Regions from separate parts of the Homo sapiens genome. Here region 2 is linked to region 1. Evidence: chromatin contacts called from ENCODE Hi-C or POLR2A ChIA-PET data. All regions are on one chromosome and are shown on one strand. The core of a region is the stretch at or near the end of the contact, and the rest is flanking DNA. Distances in the headings are between cores, read along the strand shown. Region 1 has its middle 63 kb from the start of LINC01799. Region 2 holds the start of LINC01828 (long intergenic non-protein coding RNA 1828).

What was found. A loop is a pair of places that touch in the nucleus more often than their neighbours do. ChIA-PET counts read pairs that join two places held with the same protein, here RNA polymerase II (POLR2A). Pooled maps may share reads with other maps.
Region 2: a map of DLD1 shows a loop between it and region 1 (4-fold over the local background). The contact joins the promoter of LINC01828 here to the enhancer-like site in region 1. A Hi-C loop is called at or near these places in 1 of 168 maps with a recorded cell type or tissue (DLD1) and 1 of 50 pooled maps. POLR2A ChIA-PET finds 5 or more read pairs at or near these places in 1 of 52 experiments (H1).

The regions. Positions count from the first base shown.
Region 1 is chr2:66,838,727-66,843,609 of GRCh38, forward strand. No RefSeq gene overlaps it. Among named protein-coding and RNA genes, the nearest start is that of LINC01799, 63 kb to the right of the region's middle. Within about 2 kb of position 2,050, at least 6 of the 41 ENCODE cell types and tissues checked have a DNase peak (open chromatin) inside an H3K27ac peak, as active enhancers do.
Region 2 is chr2:67,083,401-67,088,144 of GRCh38, forward strand. LINC01828 (long intergenic non-protein coding RNA 1828) reads left to right here and starts at 3,046. Exons shown (of 5, transcript NR_110564.1): 1 at 3,046-3,155.

The DNA.
Region 1 (4,883 bases), core at 800-3,299:
TTTTTGATATAGGGTCTTTCTCTGTTGCTCAGGCTGGAGTGCAGTGGTATGATCTCAACTCACTACAACCTCAACCTCTTGGGTTCAAGTGATCCTCCCACCTCAGCCTCCTGAGTAACCGGGACCACAGGAGCACATTACCACGCCTGACTAATTTTTGTATTTTTTGTAGAGAAGGGGTTTCACTATGTTGCCCAGGCTGGTATTGAACTCCTGAGCTCGAGGAAGCTGCCAGCTTCAGCCTCCCAAAATGATGAGATTATAGGCATGAGCCATCCTGCCTGGCCCCTCATCGCTTTATTTAAGAAGACAAGCTACCTTAGTCCCCAACTCCAGCTTCCTAACTCTTGACTCCCTTAGCCTACTAAATTTTCTCTTTCTTCCCTAGCACATAACATGTTTTAGCTTGTAGAAGAACTTTCTCATTTATTATCTTTATTGTTTATTGAGCCTCCCCCCAGCCCCAGGAGAATGTAATCCAGGAGGGCCTGGATCCATCTCTTTTATTCATGGATATATTGCAAGTACCAAGAAGTGCATCTGTTCAGTAAAGCCTGAATGAATGAACTAACAGACAACAAAAAATATTTGTTGAATGACTAGAGGGTAACTTAACTTTTTCTCAGATAATTCAGTATTTATAAGAAAGTTTAAGAAATGCTTTTGATTAAACTATTCTCATTATCTTAAAGTTAATAACGATCAACTCTAGATCTTTTTAAAAACTGTGCTCATTTTATTATCTGTCCTGCCTTCCTAATTTTCACCTAAAGATGTAAAACTAAATATACTATTTGTTCACTTTGCAAGTACAAAAAAAAACTCAAATATGAAAAATTTGACTTCTAATTTTTGGTGACTGTCAGATGCAAAGAGAATGTGCTGCCATCTTCCTCTGTCCCACTTGTTTTCACACACAAGGCAATCCAAGCACTAAGTTGCCATTTGTGTGCTCAGGACTGCTCTGCTGATAAGTGGTTGGGATTTGGAAGAGACACCTAAATACCGATGGTTGACCTCCCAGCACATTCTTGTTGGACTCTATCACACTACCCTATCAACCTGGTTAGTGTGTTATGCATGTCACTCTACTAGTGACAATAGGGGAATTTATTCCTTAAATCTCATGAATGTCTTTTCTCCTTCTTCTCTTCTTATATCATCTCCCAGACAAAGCTGGAGTTCAGGTGAACTGCAAAGTGGTGTGAGAGCTCCTGCTATGGTGGTCCAGCTCTCATCTGGCACTTCTGCTTGATAAGCTCAGAGCAGTTCTTTTAGACTGCCTCTTGTAGGCACGCTTGAAAAACAACCCAGTTAGCATTCCCCTAGCCTTCATCTATGATTTCACTGGGAAACTATGCATTAGATACTTTGGAAATAAATATACACAAGAAATTACAACTCAGTTTGAATGACCCTCTACCTTGGAATGTCTAGAACTGTGAGTTATAAGGCCAAGAAATATGTCCAGGCCTGCTGGCTCAAAAAGTTGCTATTCCTTATATGGAATCTGGACAGACAGGGAAGCTGAAGTTGTATAAACTAAACGGAGATTTTTTTTTTTCCCAGCCACTTACGTGCCTCATCCTTGACCTATTTCATTTATAGGTTCCTTTAAGATATGATGCCTTGAGAGTTCGTTGCCTTCTTGCCAGTCTTCCAACAACAATTTTAAGAACAGCCAGTGCTTTACATGGACTTTAATTATATTGGAAAATCCAAGGAAAGGACCAGAAAGGCCATGAGTGTGGTGATGCAATTATATCAGTAGAAGGTTAGACCTGCTAACAGTGAGGGGATCCGGCTAGAGCAACCCAAGTACAGTCGATTCATTACTGTTGGAAATTTTTAAATGCAGACATTCAGAAATGTTTAGTCTGGTTTTCAGTAAGGAAGAAGGGCAAGTAGATTCAAACAAGGACCCGCATGCTGCACAATAAGTACTTTTTTTACTCTATTTCCTTGATAATGGAGAAAATGAAACAACAAGCTATGAACTTAAAGCTAGAAGGAGAAATTCTATTCTTTAATAGGAGTAGTTATTTTTTCTTACACAATCTAGAATAGGGACATTTCGCAATCTTGGCTTACACAGAATATTTTAAAGTAAGTAATTCAGAACACTCAAAGTACGTTTGCTTTCGCTAATCCTTGTCAGCAGTTCTGAAGTCTTTCTAGGTTCAAATCCCAGCTATACCATTAACCAGGATAAGTTTCTTACGCTCTCTAAACTTCAGTTTTCTCACTTAGAAAATGAGGATTAAAAATAGTACCTACTGTACAGAATAGTTGGAAGAGTTTAAGAAGTTAAGACAACATAAATAAGAGACTGATGAGTACTTAGTGTCGCATAAATAGAAACAATTATTACTCTCACTAGCCATGTTTATTGATTGAATGGAGCTTTAGAAAAGTAGAAAGTAGATCATAAAAAAGTCCCGTACGTAATGAAAAGTGGCCCCCTGAGTCTGAACACACTGCCTTGTTACTCAAAATTTCTTCTTTTCTAGACTTAGGTGTATATTTTCAGTAGAAGTGGGGAAGAATGACAATTAACTAAACAATCCAAAGGAAGTGCTGGATCTTTGCATTTGTTATTGCAATTTTTCAGATGAAAGCTTGGGTTTCCTAGATGCTTAAATTACAGTACGATCTCACACTTGTACTTCATGAGGTTGCATTGGGATGTAGATATTTACGGATTGACCTACAGACTAAAAAACAAAGCAAAGAATCAAACAAAACAAAAACCGACAAAATATTCTTCTTCTTAAAGCCTGGATGATGATATTAACTTATACTGCTTTCATTTCAAGGCTTTTTTTTTCAAAGTGCGGAGTCGCCGAAGAGCGGACTTCACTTAGGGTACCCGGAAAGCACATGGAAGCGAGCCCACTCACTCATGTGAAAGAGAAACGCTCACCTTTGAGAAACATATTAGAATTCCAAAATGAGTAAATCTGAGAGAAGATGTTTTAGTTGTAGCACACATATTAGTTTTGTGATTTAAGACTGGTGTTTTTATTTTAAATGCACAGCAGGAGGGAAAGGTGGGGCCTTAAGCGTTTCTGTGCTTAGCGCCTCTGCAGGCCTGATCTAGCCCTGGTCTTGTAGATGATTGTAATACTTTTATAGCTATTCAGGTATTTTGTCACCAAAATAAATATATAGTTTATATTTAGGCAAGGCTAAAGGAGGGAATCTCAAATTTGTTTACAAGCTCAGTAATGGAAATAGAATGAGTACCAAATATTTCTATATCACTTGAAAACACCATTCATTGTTAGAGGCTCTGATATAATTTAGGCTCTGGGTAATTTTGATTTTGATAAACCTGATTTTCTAGTTTTTAAAATCTCTAATCGCCAAGCATCTAGTTTTTTCTCATTAGAGAAGCTAATGCTCTCATAATACTTAATATTCTCCATTTTCAGCAAAGCTAGCTTTAAATATTTCCTAATGCTAATGCCTGATTTGTCTAAGCATTTTAGCTAAATCTAATCTTTTATTACTGTTGATGCTCATCTCTATTTTCAGATGGTTAATTTGCTGACTTTCTGCAAAGTTCAGTTTTTGTTACATGTCTGATCAAGCTTAACAATAATTTCCTATATTAGCCAAAGGAATGTTTGTTTATGAGCTTAGAGTCATATTTATTAACATCCATGATTAACTGAAAATTGCCCCATGTGGTATTTCAATCCACAAATGTGTTTTGATTAGAAAAGGGACAATTATTCCATTTGCATTTGATTCTAACACAAATGGTATAATTTTCAGCTCTCTTAGTCAAACAGTTAGTAGTGAAGAAAAGAAAAGGTAAGGCCTTAGAAAGACTCCCATTATGGCTGCGGCTTTCTTATCACTTAGACCCTAGTATAATTTTGTTTTTGGTAGCACATTTCTATGAAATAGTTAGTATTGATAATTACCTTAATTGTTCATATACTCTATAAAGTATCACTGGGGCATTATCTATTATGTCGCCTGACATTGATTATTGTGTACTTTCGAACATATTTCATCCTCTTTAGGATTGGATGTCTGACTATTTAGATTTAATACTTGACAAATATTATGCATGTAGAAATCCAGTAAATAAGAAAAAATATATTTTGAGGAGGTGATTTATGTTCTCTTTAATTCCAAGTACTTTCTCTGACGCTTTCATGACCTGATCTAAATCTCCAAGTTCACTTTTTTTATCCAGTAGAATAGAATTTAGCTTCTCACGGACTGCTTGGGCACATGGCAAGGGATTCTTTCTGAGAGTCTGATGCCACTGGAATCTGGAATCTGACTTTTTGAAGTTCTGCCCGAATGGTTAGTAGCTCAGGGTGGTCTTTAGAAGCTGTAGTCCCAGCATAGAGTCTCATGGATCCCCGAGGCATGACTGGTCTGGTTAGCCTCTCCAGAACTGCTGATACAGGAGTCACCTCCTTGGAACTGTTTGTGGACCCAGTCACTTTCCCTGGAGATAAGAACAAACTTTTAGAACCAAAATTCTTGCACCTTCCTGTTAGACTGGGGGTTACTCTTTTATTTGCAATTCAGAATGAGAACTTTGATAAGATTATCTGACTTTTGTTGTTGTCTTCCTTGGGTTGAGAGCTAACTAGGCACGTAAATTTTGGTCTTATTATCTTTTTAGGCTGGGTCTAACAGAATGACAGAAAGGCACCAGTAGCTAGCACAATTCCCAACAGTCTCTATAATATTGACTCACTGAATGAATGAATGAATGAACAAGTGAGTTTTTCAGATATCTGTGTGACCACAGACTTGATGCTCCCATTTCAAGCTTCTATGATATCAGATTTTTTTTTTTTTACCCTGTTTGGTCAATTAGCTTTACCCAAAAGTTTTGCTCTAATTCCTAAAAA
Region 2 (4,744 bases), core at 1,796-4,295, 250 kb after region 1:
AGGAAGATAAGACTGCTTCCAGAGTTTCCCACCGCCTGTATTTCTATTTTGTATATCATAATCTGAGTGTAGAATACTTTTAATCATATATTGAATAACAATATGTTTTCTGACAGATATAATTTGTTCTTTTATGTAAGTGTTTTGAGGACGCTTTCAATATTCTGACCTATGATTTCATTCTATTCAGGGACAGATACTCTTCCTACAGACTGAATCTCTGACCTTTACAGTGGAATTGAACAGTGTCATAGGATTCACTTAACAAAAGTGTTGCTGCAACACAAGCTTTAATGGAACCTTTCACTGAACGAGGGACACCTGTTTTAATGTTGTCTTGATTCTATTTGCTGATAGAAATGGAAGTAACAAAGATACAATAACTATGTCTGTACACAAATGAAACCAAGCCATTTCTCTTCAATGGAGACAGTCATAAAATGAAGGCAAAATTGAAACATTTCACCTTTTACTTTTCGGTAAAATTCTCCCCATACTTATGAAGACAACATTTCAATATTCTGCCAAAACTTACAATGGAGTCCATTCTCATCCCCTAATTAACCCCTCTTAAAGTCTTCCAGCATTCTTGAAGTCTCTGGAGCCGTGCTACTGCTTCCAAGTAGCTAATGTGCTGTTATTTTACAACACTCTGCCAGAGTTGCTTTTGCTCAAACAAGAATCCTACTGGCTTTACCATTTGGCTGCCTGTAGTATGTAAAAAGAAAAAAAAACCATAAACCAGATGGCGGAAATACAGAGTAATCTGTTTGGGAAGCCCAGGTTATAAATATGTGCATGTTGGGAAAGGGCAAAAAGTTGAGGTAAAGCAGCTGATGCAGCTTGCAGGCTAAGCTCCAGTCATGACCATTTTTAGACTAGTGCACTAAGAGATGTCTATATATTTATTTTCTATTATATTTTCCCTCTCCTGCTCAGGAAAAATCCACTGGGGTTAACTGTGGATACTTTCCCACACTGGAAACCAAACTGAATCCTGACTTGGAAGGTTTAGCCAATGTTTTATCTGCATAAAGACATATTCTTCTGCTGGGATGGGAAGGGGGGCAGTGAGGTGTTGGGACTGGGGCACATCATACAGTTACTCAACCTGCTCCTTCCTTCACCATTCCCCAATATATATAAGGATCTCTCCTTATCCCAACATCTACATCCAAGTGAACTAAGGTTAAAGTGAAAATAAAAGTTAAGCTTGAATGAACAGATGCTCTAAATCAGAGCTTGTGTGTGTGTTGGGGGCTGGGGAATGGGTAGGAGGGAGATGCAGTTAAGTAAGGAAGAATGAACCTTTACCTTTGTGCACACTTCTCTCTCTCTCTCTGTGTGTGTGTGTGTGTGTGTGTGTGTGTGTGTGTGTACAGGAGACCATTGCATTCATATGAATAGCAAGATCTTTCATGCTCCAGCTGTTGAATCACATCATTCTCTGCTTCTATGGTCTTCAAGAGTTGCAACCTGGCCACCATTGATTAGCTCAGGCTATAAAAAGATTCTCTTCAGTGATTGTACTGTTGTGCCTATGTGGTGTGCTTTTTAGGTACAGTAGACAGACAGTTAAATGGATGTGGCCTGCCTCCTTGAGATTCGTGCACTAGAACTAGCACCAACATTGCAGTCAGACCTTCTAAAAATCTACAAGCAACTGCACACCTTAGAACCCTGCCCTTACCACTCTAAGGAAGAAGCTTGAACACACTGTGCCGTAACTGTAGCACTCTCAGGCATATAGCCCACTGGGGGAAATGTTGATGACTCCGATCATTTCAGTTCTTCTCCAAGGGTTCCTGGGATCTCTCCCAAGCACTCTCAAAGACCTCTTCAGAATTCCCTTAGCTGCTTCCTGGGGCTTTCCTCTCCTCTCTTCTCATTACTCCTGACCTCCGCCACTGCCTGATGCTAGTGGCTGCAGCTACATTCCCATTTTTCTCTCATGACCTCAGCCATGCTGGTATAATCTCACCGGGTCTGCTCCCACAGCTGCTGCGTGAAGGTGAGGAGAGAATTCTCTTCCCACTGGCTTTATTCTTTATTGTTAAAGCACAAATGAGAGAGCCATGTGCTTTCAGACTCTTCCAGCACTCCTTTAATTGTTTCTATCTTTCAGCTTTTTGTGCTTTCCTCCTCTTCTTGGGGTTAATCACAAATGCTGAAGAGGTGCATTGGGACAGAATTCAAGGGTCAAGGCCAGGGTTACAGCTGTGGCCATTATCAGCCCTCTTATTTGAGCCTCCCACTAGGGTCCAATGGCCTCCACCTTCCCACCAGACAGGGTGTCCAGGGAGTGCTTATACGGTTTGCAGGACTCTTCCCTGGGAGTAGCCATAAGCTCAAAGAGCCTTTTCAAAAAGTTCTTTGTCCTCTGACATGCTCAGTTTTCAATGATCTTATAGTTTAAGCTGATGTTCTTGCATTCTTTCAATGTAAATACTCCTTACAGATGTTCCATGTTATTGTTGAGGGTTCACTGTGATTAAGAGACAGTCAGCCCTGCATAAAGTTACAGTACAAATTAATTATTTATGTTGGTAAATAATAAATGTTTATTCACATTAACTTTAAAAAATGGGGTATTGTCGTAACTTTAAAGTGTTTACAAAGACCAACTGTCTAAAATATCAAAAAAAAAAGAATAAAGTCAACGAGCAGCCTTTTAAGTTCTTAGGAGACTCTCCATAATCCTCTTAAAAACTTAAACAGGTACTCAAGACCCACAGCCATTTGGTGCTGGGTTCTTCTGCCTCTTGAATTATCTCAGCAAGATGAGCTCTTGCTCACCTTGGCTGAACTGTGTTCACCCAAAATTAATATGTTGAAGCTTTAACCCTTAATGTAACTGTATTTGGAGGTAGGACCTTTAAGAGGTAGTTAAGGTTAAATGCAGCCATGAGGGTGGGATCCCGAGCCAATAGAATTAGTCTCTTATAAGAAACACCAGAGGAGACTTCCTCTCCCCCCCCCTCCCCTCCCCTCCCCTCTTCCCATCTCCCTCTCCTTCTCTCTCTGCTCTGAGAGCCACAGAGGAAAGGCCATGTGAGGTCTCAGCAAGAAGGCCATAGTCTACAAACCAGAAAGGCAGCCCTTACCAGAGACCAACCCTGCCAGACCTTGATCATGGACTCCTAGCCTCCAGAACTGTGAGAAAATTAATTTCTGTTGTTTAAGTCTATGGTATTTCATTTTGGTAGCTCGAGGAGATGAATACAAGCCCATCAGTATGTATCTAGTGTCTGCTTCAAACAGGCTAAACAAATCTACATTTCTTCCTTTGAAGGAAGAGAAGCACAAAATCACATTCCAAGCTATCTTCATAAAAAGCAGCTGAAGAAAGGTAGCATGGGTGAGGTGGGGTATAAAAGACATTTAATGGGCCGGGTGCGGTGGTTCATGCCTGTAATTGCAGCACTTTGGGAGGCCGAGGCGGGTGGATCACGAGGTCAGGAGATTGAGACCTTCCTGGCTAACACGGTGAAATCCCGTCTGTACTGAAAATACAAAAGATTAGCTGGGCCCGGTGGCAGGCGCCTGTAGTCCCAGCTACTCGGGAGGCTGAGGCAGGAGAATGGCATGAACCCTGGAGGCGGAGCTTGCCGTGAGCCGAGATGGCGCCACTGCACTCCAGCCTGGGGACAGAGCGAGACTCCGTCTCAAAAAAAAAAAAAAAAAAAATACATTTAATGTAAAGCCCTAATCAGAGGCAACGTGTAAAAGCAGAGAAAGCCAGATATCTTGGAGTAGGGAGAAAAAAAGGTAATTTATCAAGCCCCATAAATGTTCATTTTAGAGCCAAATGCAAGTCTTTTTTGTCTGAGAACTATTTCTTGTTTACAGAATGAAGTCTGCCCTATCTTGCAGTTCATTTATAGCTACAGATTTGGGAACTGTAGGAGAATTTTCAAGGCAGGCTTTTTCTACTTTTCTTGCAAGTCTTTCCACCCTAGTTTAAAAGAACACAGAAGTCTTTCAGGCCTTTACCCATGTAAGAACAGAAGAATCTCTTTGGTAAAGAATTGGGTAATTGTCTCTGTTATATCTCCGGTGTTTCTTATAAGAGACTAATTCTATTGGCTCAGGATCCCACCCTCATGGCTGCATTTAACCTTAATTACCCCTTAAAGGTCCTCCCTCCAAATACAGTTACATTAAGGTCCTTTGCCATCATGTTTCATGCCTGGATTCTTCAGTCTTTGTAGGACAGTCCCTTCCCTGTGTGGAAAGCCATATATACTATTTTATTTGTGTAACTTTATCTTTCCATATGTAGATAAATTACAAATCTGTGTTTTCATCTCCATTCTTCTAAGTTTAAGCTTCATAAGTCCAAGAGTTTCCTAGATATTTCTAATAGACTATCACATGTTAGCCATCTCACACATCCCATGTCCAAAATGGAAATCATATGTTTTCCCCCGAATTGTTCCATCTCATGTATTCTAAGACTATTTGATGACTCATCTGTCCCTCAGTCTCGCAGGCTAGATAGAATTCTCCAGGACACCTTCAACACGTCTCACTTCTTGGCTGTGTTCAGCCCTATGCCCTACAGTCTACTCAGTCACCAAATACTTCACATATGTACCTCAAAACTTTGCTATCCATGCTCTCTCACCATCACTGCCGCTGCCTTAGCCCAAGTTTTCTTAATTTATTGCCTGGATTCCCCACAACCTTCTAGTTTATCTCCCAGCCTCAATGCAACTGTGACTAGTGCTTCCCTACTTAGACT